Linked DNA regions of Homo sapiens: region 2 is linked to region 1. The links are chromatin loops, found by intact Hi-C in ENCODE. Cell type or tissue: PC-9. All regions are shown on one strand. Each heading gives the region's core, and the rest is flanking DNA. Links, peaks and the distances in the headings are about the cores only. Region 1 overlaps MBNL2 (muscleblind like splicing regulator 2). Region 2 has its middle 14 kb from the start of LINC00456.

Region 1 (5,382 bases), core at 247-5,246:
CTGTTCACTATCTCAAGTTTTTCCACTGAAGCACCCTTAGAGCAGAGCAGAGTTAGAAGAACTGACAGAAGAAATCTGCTTAATTATCTAAAAAAGTCTTCTAAATCTTTCCTTCTACTCTATTGTATATCTTTGCTCTAATATAAAAAACACATTTTAAATTGCATACCACTTCAATTATTTGACTTTTCTGTTTAACCCTCATCAAGTTTTTAAGTAAAATGAATGCTTTCCTAGACTGCACTATGTTTTCCTTGGGCCACGTAGCCACTCACGTCTGAGTATGAAGACTGCAGCTTGGTCCAGAGTCGTCTTTTAGGATTGGGTAGACTGAGGACTGGACAGGAATTGTGACTTACTCTAAATCTCCCAGCTAGCATGTGACTGTGCAGGAACTAACACTCAATCCTTCTAACTCCCAGACTTACCCATTTTCAAATAAACAATTAGGCAATGAGGCTACCCGTAGATGGCAGCCAAATGTATTTCAGAGAGCCTTCACTTTTTACATTTTCCCACTTTGCAAATAGGAAAGCTGGTTGATCTTTTATTCAAGAAACTGTTTAGGACCTCATGTGCTGTGTTTAGATATAACACAGGAAGGGGAGGGCTGAGCCAATTATCCGTGAAGCATCCATAATCTACCTACTGACTTGCACATCCACTCACTCTTGGTAACTAAAGTGCTTCCCTTTCTAAAGAAAACCACTGGGGAAGCCAAAAGCATCAGCTAAGATAGATAACTGTGAGCATGATCGTTTAGGAATGGATATGGTTTGAACTTATTCATGTTTAGAGAGAGTGTCAAATTGAGAACTAGGCAGATTCACCTACTCTACAAATGACTCTGAAGCAAATTGGTTGAAGAAATTAGATCTGAAAGATTCTTGGTGGAGAATTTTGAACTTTTATCAGTATATCCATATTTAAAAGGAGATAAAAGAAGACAAAATAAAAAAAATTATTGCAAGGCTGACAGAACAGTTGGATTAAACATCAGTTCAATTAAAAAGGACTAACAGATAAATCTTTTGAAGATAAATTTTGACTCCAGTTCTTTAGAGAAACTAAGGTGACCTTGATGGGCAGTGGAAAGAATCATGACATGTGAAATTCCTTGAATAAAAATTTATTGACTTTAAGTAAAAAAAAAAACTGCCAGCTTGGGACATGGATTTTTTTTAATCAATTTTTTTTTTTAAATATTGGAACTACTATTTGTGAAGCTGGGTGGAACCTTGGAATGCCTGTTAGTAGGCTTGCTGGGAAATTGGTTATAGCAACCAGCATAGTAAAGAACTCATAGTCAGACGTAATAAATATTTGCTGCTGATGAGTCATTCGTACTGGAAAAAGTGAAGCAGACAGGAATATCTCCGCCAAATGCTGCAGGTTATCAGAGTGGCCTTAACCAAAATTTCCATGAGTAATGTTGCAATCTTCTTACCATGGCTTGGTAAGACCTCCAGGAATGATAATGCCTTATACGAGTGTTCTGTTTTAAGTCCTCCAAATCTTCCATAGACAGTATGTAGATAGAATCTCAGGACAACCTGGTAGAGAGGAGGAAACTGAAGTTTTGAGTTCATTGGCTTGCCCGAGGGTATAGGGTTGTATAAGCTGTTTCTTTTGATTCTTAGCAGTGTGGATTCAAGTAAGCAATCATTTCTCATTTAGAGGCACACTTTCGTTAAATGCTAAGTAAGTCATTTTGATTACCACCAACAAGACACATTTCAGTAAGCAGAACATCATTCACATCTGCACATACAGAGGGTTTCATTGTAATCATAAAAATTGTTTTGCATTTATTTCATCGTTAGTTAAAAAGAGACTGTATTGGCAAAATAATACTTTAAATCGGAAAGCATTACTGCATGGCCAATTTGCTTTTTCATGCATGCCTTTTGGTGATTGGAATATGCAGAGAGCATGAATAGGTAACCCTGTGATAATCTGCATACCAGTAAAAGGTATTATTCAGACCCTACCTTTTTTTTTTTTTTCTTCCTCATTTTATCTTGTCAGGTTGGGTTTGATTCAAAGTCATTGGTTCTCTTAGAGAAGGAGGTCAGACCAGTTTAAGGAACAAGGAGCAGGAGAAGAGCAATTGAAGCCTGCACGTAGGAACTCAGATGATAAAATCGTTTTGGAAAATAATGAACAAGTAACTTGAGAGCTTGTCTTGAGGGTGGTATCACAGGTTAGGCCAGGTTATTAATTTTCCTACTCAGCAGTATGCCTCTTAAAAAACACTTACAGGGAAATGGATATGTTTTTGAAAGAAATGCAATTGGCAGAAGGGAATGACGGAACTGCATGGAGTCCACAGGCCAGTGGACCTGGGAGAGCAAAACTACTTCCATGTAAATAAGAATTGCATAACTGAGAAAATACCCAAAAGATACAGCTAACAGGACAGTGTTTAGTACACCAAAGTCGATGTCTCAAGATTTCTTGGTTCATCTTTATGATGCCAAAGCACACACCCTCTACCTCGTTTGTTTCAGTCACCCTGGGTTCTTGTTGGAATGGCCCAGGGAGCTCCATGTAAATCATGAGCACAGGCGCCTGTGCAGGGTGTGCTCCTCAGATTTTACATTTCACTCCTCCATTCACAGGATTTAGGGGGGCACTGGCCCATTCCTCAGCTTCCCCTTCCATAAAATGTGAAGAACCACGTGTGCATCTCAGAAGTTGCTCGCGCCCAAGGGCAGATCAGTGACTGTGATTTCGCCTTTCTCCCCATTTCTCTGTTGCACTCCTCAAAGTGGTGGCCTGTTGTTACCATGGAGACACAGCACAGGGTGACCTTGCTTAGAAATGATGACAACTGGTGACGGCAGGGAAGCAGAGCCCAATAGTGACGAGCCTCTGAGGAGCGCCCCCCGTCTGGGAGGAGAGGAAACAGAAGGATCTGTTCCCAAGTAAAGGAAGGGGCGGTAGGATGCAGGATTTCATGAGTCCTGCCTGATGCATTTAGCAATAACATTACCTAATAACTCGTGGTGTCACATTTTTACAGAAGATATGCTTTGTTGCCAGGGTTTTTTTTTTTTAATTCCTCTGAACTGGAGGCTTTAAACACAGTAAATATTTGTTGTTGATTTCAATACCTAGCAGTTAGCTTAATTTCCTGAAAGATAAGAGGAATTGTTGACTCATTCATTTCTGTAGGCTACTTCATACTTGTGGTTTGAGTCATTGCTCATCGATGGCGATTTTTAGAAGTATGGCAGTACTTTCTTTCTTTCTTTCTTTTTTACTTCTAGGATGAAAGTAATAACAACAAAACAAAATCTTGTTTTAATAAATTACCCTCTTCCTGTTCCTAGATTACTGGGTTCTGCTTTTTCTGCTGAAGTCAAATAGTGGAAATTATATTTTGTTAAATATTAATAAAACCCCATCACCTGTGTGTGAGATCCTGCTGCTATCTTTCCCACAGTGTTCAAGTAAGTGACTAGCATTCTGTGTCCTTCTGAGGTCTTCTGAACCCTTGGATCCTCCAAGCCACATATCCCATATCAGGTTCTGTGCTAGAATAATTGGTTTCTGCAAAAATAGTGGGATGGGGCTGGATGTGGAAAGAGTTTGGACAACTGGATGGCTCTTTCTGGTAGATTATCTCCGGCATAGGATCAATAGCCAGATCACAGATCTTAGGAAGGAGACCTGTGGCCACTGCCTCAAGGGCTCAGGCCAGAGGAAGGCCTGCTCTCTGTGACCTGAGTTCAGACATATGTTAACCCCCCAGGCCAGAGGAAGGCCTGCTCTCTCTGGCCTGACTTCGAGATATGTTAACCCCCAGAGTATGCAATGCTGAAGGTTCATGTGACTCAAAAATGCAGTCTTTCCTTGTGAGAGAATACCAGAGCCAAGGAATGGGGCCTCTTGGAGCTTAGCCTTAATGAGAATCATGTTCACATCTTCTCAGACTCTGAGCAATCTTTTCTGCTGATGGCCTTCAGGACCCAGCACTGCCCCCATTCAAGTTAGAGACCCTTTTCTAGGTCCAGGACCGCAGTATCTCCCACCACCACATCATGAAGACTGGGCTTGGGTGTGCTGGTGAAGTCTTGGTGCACAGTGGCATTCTCTATATATTCTGTGCTAGGAGAAGAGAACATGTAAAGAAGAAGAATAAAACCTCTGGGGCACCAAGTCCCCCAGCTTTTGTCCTTTTCACAGTCCGGGGCATAAGCATTCCAAATCTACCTCCCCAGTCCTCTTCACCCCTGCACCGACTCCTCAAGGCGCTGAGTGCTACAGGCAGAACCTGCCACCTTTTCACCCTCCCTGAATCCCCTTTTGTGCTCCCTCCTTGGTTCTGGACTTGGGAGCAGGAAGAAAATGGGCTCCATGCATGTCCCCCTTCCCCCGATTCAGATGCTCCTTTTAGATCCCACGGCTCAAAAGGCCTGCTGACAAATCTAGGCCAAACTCAGCCGAGCTGGTAAGATTTCCAGAAGAGTTCCTAAAAATACACTTCTCCTTAAATCAGCCTTGCCAATCACTGTACAATCACAGAACTTTAAGGACAGAAGTGGCTCTAGAAATTGTTGGGGCCTCTCTGTTTTAAAGCTAAGAAACTGGAGTCCTAGCGTGCTGAAATAATAGCAACAACAGCGGTTGAGAAAGATTTCAAATCCCATCGAGAAGATGGAACAGAGCAAACCATGAAGGCGGGCACAGACTGTAAGCTCTGTGGCGTATTCATTCATTTATTTGCTCATTCATTCACTTGCTCACTCAGCAAATATCTATTCACTGCTCACTGTGTTCTAAAGTTAAATGTTGCCCTAGATGTTAAGGATACAGACAGACCATCCCCTTACAGACATTACAGTCTGGTTGAGAGAGAAAATGCACAGATAAACAAGTATGCATGTGAGTGTTAAATAATGATAAGGACTTTGGAGGGAAATAAAGCACGGTGAGTCAGAGTAAGGAGGTAAGACTGATGCAATATTACATCAGGAAAGACTGCCCCATAGGCTGACCTCCAAGCTATGTGACTATCTGGGACAAAAGTATTCCCAGCAGAGGGAACAGCGAGGTCAAAGCTCTAAGGCAGGATGTCCCTGGCTACTGAAGGAGCAGTCAAAGGCCAGGATGGTTGGGGGGAGTCAGAAAGTATGGGGCCAGTCACCGAGGTCAGTGTAGGCCGTCAGAAGACTCTTGACAGTCCCGCTCTGTGAGGTGGGGAGCCATTGGAGGTTCCTGGGCAGAAATGTGACATGATCTGATTACATTTTCAAAGAGTCCCTCAGGATGATTTATTGAGATGTGGCTGCAGTGCGGCAAGGGTAGAGGCATCAGTAGACTGGTGAGGAGGCTTTGCACTCATGTTGTGAGAGAGAATGCTGGCTCCAAGGCAGG
Region 2 (5,382 bases), core at 182-5,181, 64 kb before region 1:
CACCCAATAAAACCCTGCTTTACTCACCCTTCAAACCATCTGCCAGCTTGAATTTTCATGGCTGTGGGACGGACAAGGACCCCGTCTTTAGCTGAACTAAGGAAAAGTCCTGCGGCAGTTGTGTGAGGTTATTAACACAAGCTACACAGAAACACATGTTATCCACGTTAGGCCAGCCTCTCCATGCCTATTTGATGGAAGTGCAGGCAAAATGTAAGAAGAATAACTCTGCTGTGTTTTGGATTAAAAGGATTTTTGTGGACTAGCATGATTATTTATTTACTGTACCTATAGGCAAATGTATTCATGAATGGTAGCTCAAAATGTTGCAAGTAGACATCAGCTGTTTTCAGAACAGCTCAGAGAGATGCCACCCTGCCAATGAGAAGAAGCTTAGGAAGGGGGAGCCCTCTGCAGCTGCTCCGGGTACTTGGCACATGGCCAGAAGGGATCCCACACCCTGCATCTGCCATGGCCTCTCAAAGAAAGAGAAGAAAATGTTTCACCCATGCATCGAACATGCCTCTATACAGGACAGTCATAATTTGGGTGTTTATAGGTCAGGGATGACTGTGATGCATTTCCTAACTTTTATTCTCTGCTGTAGCTATGTAAGATGGGGAGTCTTTAGCTATATGCCCTAAAACACAGAAATAACCTGACCCCAGGCCTGTTACTGTGGCAGCTTGGTTGGCCTTTAGAGGTTAACATTCAAATCCTCAAAAGGAAGAAACTCGTATGAGAGAATAACATCTTCAGATACTGAAGCAGAAAGAATATTAAAGCATATGGATTCAGAAAAAAAGAGAGGAAAAAATCTTCATTGTTCACGCTTTCCCAAAAATGTACCAGCTATTTAATTTAGATCAGATCTGACCCCACCCCTACGTTTCTGTGTTATCTTCGCTATTAGAATAGATATGACCCTGGGCTGGAACTGGTCTGTCACTAGAGGAGATAAGATCAGACCTGGTCCACCTGGCAGGTGTCAAATGCAAACAGTCAGAGGCAGAAGTGAGAGTGAAGAATTTGGAATTGAAGGCTGGGCTAACACCAGAGCTTAAGAAAATAATTAATACTCCAAGGGTGAAACCAGTTGGAAAGCAGAGGAAATTGAACTCCTCAATATAGACAGAGGGTGCCCAAGAATTATTGAACCTGAACAGCCTCGTGGGTGCCCAGCTGAGCTGCCCTATTTCCTGTCCATGGTTTGGCAATCAGGAAACCCATGATCCTGAGAAAAGGCTGAAAAGAGCCTTTAGACACCAAAGATTAGAATTAGCCAAGGACCTGACCTGTAGAGATTCTGACTTAGGGTGGGCCCAGGAACCTGTGGCCACAGTTCGAAAAACATAGTATTAGCTTTCACTCTCAAACAAGCAGCTCAGCTGCAATGCCTCTAAAGGTGTAAGTTATGATAAAAAGGAAGTGAAGTCAAGGTGTGTATGGATGTCCAGTATCCAATAGTTTCACCCGAAGGCTGAAACAAACCCAGGAAGCCAGCGGGTGAAAAATAGACGTTAGTTTACAATTCTGGGCTTTAGTCCCAAGACAATTCAATCAAGAGAGACCCGGCAGCTATTTTGATGTGATAGCTTTGTCCAAGCTGCTGTCCACTTCCCACCCAAGTCTAAAGAACCCTGACATTTTTTTAGCTCAGTGGTTACATGGAGGACAAGAGCTGTTTTGAAAGAAGGCTGCAGTTGGGTGCCTGGTGCAAAGGGTCAGACTTAATGTAGGTTGTCAGGAGGAAGTCAGAAGTGAAGAAAAGAGAAACCCAGCAGGTGAGAAAGGAACAGCAGTTCCGCTCTCCCCAGCGGACCAATGCATTCTCTGAAACACTTTCCATCCTAGACATTCCAGCCTGGGGGCAAAGATACCCTCTTTTAGTTGGATTTTGGTTCTGCCAAGTTGATGGGGCCCAAGGGCCCTACGACAGTTGAGGGCGAGATGTGGCAAGAGTGGAAAAGCAGAACACTGAAAAGTATGTTTGGTAGACACTGGGCTGGACTTGGCTTCCACTGAGATTAAAGTTGACAAATGGGGAGGATGTATTATACAATGTATGGGTTAAGAGCACAAATCCTGCAGCTGAACTGAGTTTGCAAATCTTGGCTTAGGTAAACATGAGCAAAATATTTGAACCTCAATTATTTTATCAGTAAAATGTAGATAACTATAGTTTCTACCTTTGGGATTTTGTGGGGATTAAACGTGATAATCAAGGTAAAGTGACTCTGGCTACTAGGTGGAGAATGGATTGCAGGTAGGCAAGAGTGGGAGTGGAGAGATCAGCATGTGGCAGTTGTCTGGAAAGGAAACCACAGTGGCTGAGACTTTAGTGGTGGTAGGAGAGACGTCAAGAAGCGGGTAGCCAGAGTCAGGCCATGTCATCACACTGCTTACTGCCCTTAACTGTCTTTCTCGAGCATCTTCAATGAACCTCACAGCCTTCCAAGGGCAGACTCCTGATCACACCTCCCACATCATTTTGGGTCACTTTCTTCTCTCTCGCTATGCTCCAGCCTCCCTGGTCTTTTAGTTTCTGCAACAGGTCAAACTCCTCTCCCATCTCAGGGCATAATGTTACTTGGAACATCCTTCCACAACATTCTTCACTCGACTTTGTGTATGAATGGATATTTCTCAGCTTTCAGATCTTTCTTTCAATGATACCTTCTTAAAGAGGTCTTCTCTGAACATACCACTCAAAGTCTTCCCATCATGCACAATTCTCAATGCCAGCATCATAATTCCATCATAGCACTAATAACAAATTGTACTTACTTTACTCATCAAATTGTTTTACTTTCAGTGTCTGCCCCATTGCATTCCTTTTAGAATATAAGTTCCACAAGGAGAGGGATCCTTTCCATTTGGTTCACCTTTATATCTTCAATGCCTACCACTGTACCTGGTACATAGGTGGGCTCCTTAAATACTTGTTAAGTGGCCAAATGAATTAAACTTATTAAAAATGTCAGTGATCTCCAGAAAATACATAGCACAAGTCAAACCCTTTGGCAAACAAGACCCCTGCCCACCCATTCAGCCCCTTTTCTCATACACAAACATCTCTTTGTATAATCCTGGAACTGTCAGAGGCATTCCGACCATAGCAACTTCGTCTTGAATAAGGGCAGGGTAAAATGAGGGTGAGACCGACTGGGCTGCATTCCCGGGAGGTTAGACATTCTTAGTTACAGGATGAGATAGGTCAGCAGGGCTGGTATCACAAGATACAGGACATAAAGACCCTGTTGATAAAACAGGATGTGGTAAAGAAGCTGGCCAAAACCCAACAAACTCAAGATGGTGACAAAAGTGACCTCTGGTTGCCTTCACTGCTTATTATATGCTAATTGTAATGCATTAACATGCTAAAAGATGCTCCCACCAGCGCCATGACCATTTACAAATTCCATGGCAATGCCCGGAAGTTAACTTATGTGGTCTAAAAGGGAGAGGAACTCTCATTTCTGGGAAATCCCTGCTCTTTTCCCAGAAAACTCATCAATAATCTACCCCTTGTTTAGCATATCATCAAAAAGTAACCATAAAAATAGCCAATCAGCAGCCCTCAGGTTTGCTCTGCCTATGGAGTGGCCATTCTTTTTTTTCTTTGCTTCTCTAATAAAGTTGCTCGCACTTTATTCTATGAACTCGCCTCGAATTCTTTCTTGTGTGAGATCCAAGAACCCTCTCTTGGGGTCTGGATTGGGACCCCTTTCTGGTAACACAAATGCAGCCATATCAATCTGGAGGCGACCTCTCGATGGAACATCGTCGTCTCAGGACACTACTTTTTACCTGGAATCTTCTGCCTGTGCCTTGTTCTCGAGAACTCAGGCATCATCTCATTTGTGATTTCAGTTGTCCCCCAGCCCACCCCAAGGGTGCCAACTCATACCTTCATGCTCCTCATATTCACTCTACTGTGGCATGGCCCCCTATTTAGAACATTTGTCTCTCCCAACCCTGCTCTCCTGTAGACTGTGTGTGCCTCAAGGACATATTATTTGTCACTGTTATCACCAGAATCTAGTACCTTACATAGCACAAAATTGGTGCTCAGAAAAAAAATTGTCTAATAAATTCAAAAATGAATAAATATGCTTGTTTGTAAGGCTCTTAGAATAACTGTCTTTGACTGCTCATTTTTAGTCTTGCTGCAATCAGTATGTTGATAATTTTAGGCTAGAAATTCAATATGGCATATAGGGTGAATTAACATGATCTAAGCCATGGTACTAAAATTATACATAATAGCATAATTATAATACCTGGTATCAGATAATTAGATGTGATAAGTGACTTTAAAAGGTTTTAGGTGCATTTTCACTAATGGTTGATTCTTGGTAATTCTGGACATTTTTAATATTGCCAATTGACATGTAACATGGTGAGGATCCATTTTAATTACGAGAGCCTCATATTCTACAGCATGTTGTTTTTTTCTCTAATGGTACAGCAAGTGTTGCTGTATACATGTACTACACTGGACAACATCAGTAAAAGGTAACTGAAGAATAATCTCCAAGGACTGCTATAGTCCCAGCAAGACAAGTGTGTATAAGTGCTGCATTCGTTTTAGCCTAAGGAACATTAGTTTTCAAATAATTTCAACCTTAATCTTACCCTTGCCGTGTCTCATATCAATTCCATAAAACAATAAGAAATATAATCTAATCTACCCTTTTGTGCCCTCCAAGGTTGAAGCTCTGCCCCTCTGGTATCCTCTGTGGGCAAGGTAGAAAACCGTAAAGGCTGAGAAATTACTGTTGAGAGACTCATGGATCCAACTGATATAGGAAATGCACATCTTTGCATACAGCCTATAATTCACCAACAATTTCTGCAGAGAAGTATTAAGATTGCACTACATTTGAAGTATCCTGGAAGGTATTCTAGGGATTCTAAGGCTATACAGTTCCTGCCCTTCCCCTTTTTGTTGCCATTTTAAAATTATTTAGCACTCCTTTGTCATTCAAAGAAGCAGAATTCAATTTAAATGGTTCAGAAAATTTTGAGGAACAGACGGCTATTTAGAGGTGTAGGCATAGTAAAGTGAACCTACAGGCGGTATTAAGGCACCCAGAGATTAGCAACAGCAGCAAGCCATTATCACCTTTAGGTCTGGAGGGGACTAGAGGGGAAGTGTTACTGGAGCCATGGAGGAGGGAGCCCAGGACAACACCTATAGCTATGGAGGTCATAGTGGCTTCTAGAAACGATGCTCAAAATGAGGAAGAAAAATGTCTTCCTCCTGAGTGTCCGGGTGATGAATCCTGGGTGTCCATAGGGGATCAATTTCTGGGCACAGAAAGGTGGTGTGAAGGAGAGACAAAGAATAACCAGAACATTTCCACAATTCTCATTACT

Evidence for each region. Hi-C counts contacts between places; a loop is a spot of excess contacts. Peaks named below come from ENCODE experiments on the same cell type or tissue, not always from the same donor. Only the 100,000 strongest peaks of a DNase experiment are listed, where the experiment ranks them.
Region 2: it touches region 1 in a loop (8-fold over the local background); 1 of 110 quality-filtered maps calls a loop at or near these places.

The regions. Positions count from the first base shown.
Region 1 is chr13:97,255,164-97,260,545 of GRCh38, forward strand. All of the region lies in intron 1 of MBNL2 (muscleblind like splicing regulator 2), which reads left to right. The region is part of intron 3 of LOC101927385 (a long non-coding RNA gene); the gene reads right to left. Among named protein-coding and RNA genes, the nearest start is that of MBNL2, 36 kb to the left of the region's middle. In PC-9, for the core only: a CTCF peak has its summit at 2,885; DNase peaks (open chromatin) are centred at 1,358, 2,128, 2,938 and 4,968; H3K4me3 peaks cover 3,408 bases; H3K27ac peaks cover 5,000 bases.
Region 2 is chr13:97,191,404-97,196,785 of GRCh38, forward strand. It overlaps a transcript of MBNL2 not described here. Among named protein-coding and RNA genes, the nearest start is that of LINC00456, 14 kb to the left of the region's middle. In PC-9, for the core only: no CTCF peak of the experiment used is centred there; DNase peaks (open chromatin) are centred at 1,028 and 3,268; H3K4me3 peaks cover 818 bases; H3K27ac peaks cover 4,262 bases.